2 separate regions of the Homo sapiens genome follow, and region 1 is linked to region 2. Evidence: read pairs that join two places in POLR2A ChIA-PET (ENCODE). Cell type or tissue: HCT116. All regions are shown on one strand. Region 1 overlaps TCOF1 (treacle ribosome biogenesis factor 1). Region 2 overlaps PDGFRB (platelet derived growth factor receptor beta).

The links. Peaks named below come from ENCODE experiments on the same cell type or tissue, not always from the same donor. Only the 100,000 strongest peaks of a DNase experiment are listed, where the experiment ranks them.
Region 1: POLR2A ChIA-PET joins it to region 2 with 5 read pairs; 3 of 35 experiments call an interaction of 5 or more read pairs at or near these places.

Annotation. Positions count from the first base shown.
Region 1 is chr5:150,371,641-150,374,140 of GRCh38, reverse strand. It overlaps TCOF1 (treacle ribosome biogenesis factor 1), which reads right to left. Exons shown (of 27, transcript NM_001371623.1): 7 at 1,905-2,135. Among named protein-coding and RNA genes, the nearest start is that of TCOF1, 15 kb to the right of the region's middle. In HCT116, no CTCF peak of the experiment used is centred here; no DNase peak of the experiment used is centred here.
Region 2 is chr5:150,142,150-150,144,649 of GRCh38, reverse strand. All of the region lies in intron 1 of PDGFRB (platelet derived growth factor receptor beta), which reads left to right. Among named protein-coding and RNA genes, the nearest start is that of PDGFRB, 12 kb to the left of the region's middle. In HCT116, no CTCF peak of the experiment used is centred here; a DNase peak (open chromatin) is centred at 1,529.

The DNA.
Region 1 (2,500 bases), 230 kb before region 2:
CTTGTGAAAACTCTCTGGTGATGCCTTTAGGATAAAGTCCAGAGGCCTTAATGAGGCTCCTAAGACCTCCCCTGCTTCCCTCCCCACTCCCCACCTTGACTGATACTTTGGCCACACTGGCCTCCTGGTTTCTCAAAAATCGATCAGCTTCACACACTCTCACTCCTGGAGCCTCCATGCCCCCTGTTCCATTTCACTTAGCCACTGCCTCCTCTGTCTCTGGCTCCCTAAGAGACACCACTTCCTTAACATGGTTCCCCCTGGTGCCCCAGCACACTGGGTAGTTAGAGCCTGTCCTCTGCTGGGCTCCCACTGGCCAGAGAGCTCTGGAGGCACAGGCACTGGCTTATCGGGAGCATCATCAGACTGGGCTGTGGGGAGGGGGTGTGCAAAGGCCCAGGGAAGGGAAGGAATGAAGAGGCAGTCTGAAAGTGGGGAAGGGACTGAGGGAGGCCCTCACTGGACTTTCTGCACATGGACAGCAGCAGGACCCCTGGAAGCCCACCCTCAGCCTCATGGGGCAAGGTTTGCACACCTGGCCCCCTCTTCACTAACTCCTCGGTGGGGCTCTGCACTGTCTTGGGGCTTTGGCAGGGTGGCTGCAGGCCCTGTCTTCCCTGGAAGGCCCTGGGTGTTCAGCCCTGGGCCAACAACCCTAGAAAACAGCAGCTCTGATCTTCTAAGAAGCTTCTCATGCAGAAAGTGCAGGCTGCTCCACACAGGTCTTGCTTGGCTAGCTCCTTTTTAAATTTTTGAGCCAACATGGAGAAAGCAGATTTTACATAAAAGTTCACATTTATGGCCAGGTGCGGTGGCTCATATCTGTAATCACGGCACTTTGGGAGGCCAAGGTGGGAGGACTGCTTGAGTCCACAGCTTGTGAAACACAGTGAAACCCTGTCTATACACACACACACACACACACACAAGCTGGGTGTGGTGGTGTGTGCCTGTATTCCTAGCTACTCAGGAGTGAGGCTGCAGTGAGCTATGATTGCCGCTACTGCACTCCAGCTTGGGCAACAGAGCAAGACTCTGTCTCAAAAAAAAAATTCACATTTGTGTTCCTTCTCAAAGTGGATGCCCATCCAACACTGTGTAGCCCCCAGACACTGCAAAATAGACAGCCGAGGCGTAGAAGTTCCCTGTAGATGGGGTGGGAACAACAATTTGTCACAATTCGTAGTCCTACTTCTACCTCAGGGCCTTGACACTTGCTGAGCCCCTGCCTGGAATGACCTTCCTAAGAGTGCTTCCTCCTTCTGGTCTTTACTGAGACGCCTTCTCCCAAGGCCAGCCCAGAGCACTCTGCTTCAAGTTGCCATTCCTATGTCCCCCACTTCCTCTTTACCATTTACCAGCAGCTAACGCAGGGGATCTGCTTATCTACTGCATGCCCCCGCCTTGTCCTGCCCCAGGCCTGGGGCTGGGTGGGTGACCCTCACTCTTCCTCCTTCCTGCTCTGACTTCCATTGCTTTCCAGCCCCCCTGTCTTGCCCTTGGGATACACCCAGGGCCTTGGGGCTGCAGCCCTGCCCACTCCCAGCAGATGGGGAAGGGAACTGGATTCCCTTTAGCTAACGTAGTGTTTGCCTGCTCAGGGTCTGGTTTGTCCTGAGAAGTCAGAGGATTAGGCAATCAAAACTTCTCAAGTCCCTCACAGCAGGACTGGCTGGGACGAGGACAGCGGCCCATTTACTAGGCAGAGAAACTGAGGTAAAGTTGGTCACAGACAAAGTGGAGTGCAAGACTCCCCTGTGGGAAGCAGGCTGTTCTTGCTCTTCAACTTCACACCATAGTCCTCCCTCTCCCCAACTCCAGTGGCAGAGGTGCTCATGGCAGAGTGCTCAGGCTGCTGGGGGACCCGCAGGTCCTCCAAGGGGCAGCCCTCCTCCAGGCCTCACCTGGCTTCGTGTCCCTGCAGGGGCCTCCTCCTCACTTTCAGATCCCTCCTCACTACTCTCTGACTCCTCTTCTGGCTTCTTGGCCCTCTTGGCTGGGGGCAGGGCCCCTCCTTTGACCTGGGGTGTCACATCCCCCACCTTCCCAGGGGCTGGGGCCGCCTTTCTTGCTGGAGACTCCTTAGTAGAAACTGATGAGGCTTTGACCTGGGCTGGTTTTACTGAGGGTTTCCCCTGGAACAAGAGGATGGAATTAGAAAATGAATAATAATTACTGTTTCCCCCTAAGGTTCTGTATTAGGGGCTTCAGCAGTTGATAAAGCTCTTTCCTAATGTCACTGGATTTTTAAGCAACTCCCTGAGACGGCTATTAGCTTTAGATCCATTTTCCAGAAAAGTACACAAGGCTTAAAGAGGTAAAATCACTCATGATCAATATGAAGGGACAGAGCCCCACTGGAACCCTGGACTGTCTGACTTTGGAACAGATCTCAAAACCATTACGTTCATCTCCCACCTGGCACACACCGGGCTTGGCCTGAGAGAAGGGCTTGCATCTCAATCAGGAGAGCGCATCCTGTCTGCCCCTTAAACTCAAG
Region 2 (2,500 bases):
CCAGCCGCATCGCTGCCCCCACCCCCAAGCACAGGCACTCTGACGGGTGAGGGGGTGTTTGCTGCAGGAGAGCGGGGCTCGGGCTGGGGAGATCAGCCCGTTCTTTATCAGCCTGGCCCCATTCCAGACAGATGTTTCATCTTATTTTGGACTTCCAGAAAATAGGTCATTTCTTTCCATTGTGTTCCCTGGGGAGGCCTCATGGGGAGAGGAGCATGCAGTGAGTGACGAGTGTGAGGGCCTGGCTTGGGCCCTGGGGAGCTGGAGGGGCAGCCGCCTTCCTCCCTCAGTTGTGAGGGAGCTGTCAGGGCCGGGCCGGAAGATTCTGAAAGGCTGGGCAGAGAAGCCAGCCTTTGCCTGAGGGGGATGGAGAGCAGAGGAGGGCCGGAGAGGTCACATAGGTATTTCAGAAAGGTCCCTCTGGCTGGGGTGTGAGAACAGGTGGAGGGGACAGATTGGAGGTGAGGAGATTGGCGGTGGGATAGCCAGAGGCAGCCGAGCCTGTGCTGGAGGAGGGGGTGCAGGGGGCTTAGCAGCCTTCCAGGGAACCAGCGCTATTCTTCCATCCAGTTTGGACTTCCAGAGCAGCGGGAGCACACGCCAGGCCCCATCTTAGTCGATTTCTGCTGCTTTGTTCAGGGGACTTTGTAGGTACCTGGAGAAACATAAAGAGGACCCCGGGCCTAGAAGCAGCGTGGCACAGAGAATGGCTCCAACACCGAGTGGGCTGCGCCGGGCTGCTCTCTTTCTGTAGCCCTTAGAGTGATCCCGAGGCTGGTGGGGAGGTTCGTGGTGCAGGGGTGGAGCACTGAGCCTTCTCCAACAACTGGAAGTGGAGCGAGCATAGGATTGAAGGGGGCGGGTGGGAGCCTCGGCCACTTCCCCAGTTTCTCCCCTCCACCTGTAACTGTCTCCTCACCCTCCGATCCTGCTCTCTTCTCTGGCTCCCAGGATGGGGCTCCCTGATCACATGACCCAATCACACCCACATCTCAGCCTGCTTGGGGACAGCCACATGGACCAGACTTGCCGCCAGGCCCAGGCTGTGCTGCTATCCCTTTCCTACTCTTTAGCTGCTGGCGGGAGGACTTCATCCCTGGCTCCAGATGCCTCTTGCCCCCACAGACTCCCAGGCCTGGAACTGGCAGCCTTCTCTGAGCTGAGTCATGACATGGGTCCCTCCCCAGCACCCCCACCCCGAGCCCAGCATTCCAGCTCAGCACAGCTGCCTTCCCAGAGTGGAGCCCTGAGGGCCACAGCATGTCAGCCCTGAAAGTGCTCCCAAGACACTCTTGCCCACCCTTTTGCACAGATAAGGAAACTGAGGCTCAGAGAGGGTCAGGACTGTACAGTAGTCACCCTTAGCTGCAGTTTCACTTTCTGAAGTTTCAGTTACCCCAGATCAACTGTGGTCCAAAAACATTAAATGGAAAATTCCAGAAATAAACAACTTACAAGCTTTAAATTTTGTGCTGTTCTGAGTAGTGTGATGAAATCTTGCACTGTCCTGTCTGTCCCGCCCAGGAGTGAATCATCCCTTTGTCCATATACGCTACCCACCTGTTAGTCATCAACAAAGTCCACTACTGACATCCAGCCATCAACACCATCATGGCTCGGTGGTCCAGGATCACTTGGAGCAGATGACCTGATCCTTCTGATAATGTCTGGAGGTCAGTAGTAGCCTAACGCTACTTCACAATTCTTACGCCATCACCTCACTTCCTCTTATCACGTAGGCACCGTGTCATTCCACGTCTTCACAAGAAGAGTGAACGATACAGTAAGATATTTTAAGAGAGAGAACACAGTCACATGACTTTTATTACAGTATATTTTTATCATTGTTCTATTTTATTATTATTGTTGTTCATCTCTTACTGTGCCTTATTTATAAATAAAACTTTATAATAGGTATGTATTTGCAGGGAAAAGAACATAGTATGTATGGGGTTTGGTTTTATCCAAAGTTTCAGGCATCTACTGGGGCCTTGGAATGTATTCCCTGCAGATAGGGGGGACCACTATCCTATAAGTGGGTGTCACAGCCGGGACTAGAGCCAGGTCTTCTTACTTCCCACCCCAACCCCCCTCCAAAGTCTGTCCCAGGCCTGTAAAGTGCCCCGGTACGGAGAACAGAAGACTGGACTGGGTCAGGAGACTGGAGTCTGTGGCTCACTTCTCCCAACAACTTAGCAAATTACCTCCTCTGAGTCTCAGTCGCCAATCCCTGCCTGGCTGGGCTCGTGCAGAGAATGTGACTTTGAAACAAAGGTCAATGTGTGGCAGGACAGAGGTGTGCTGTGGAGAGGGCAGGGGCAGCTATAGCCTGAAGCCTGGGGCCTTGAGCCACCAGCCTCACATCTTAGCAGGGGCTGGAGGCGGGGAGCTGCGCAGCCAGGTGAGCTTCAGCCCCACCGATCACCCGAGCCCATCTTGTCTAGGCCAAAACAATGGGCCCTCTTGCTTTCCTTCCCTAAGCCTCAGTTTCCCCACGAGC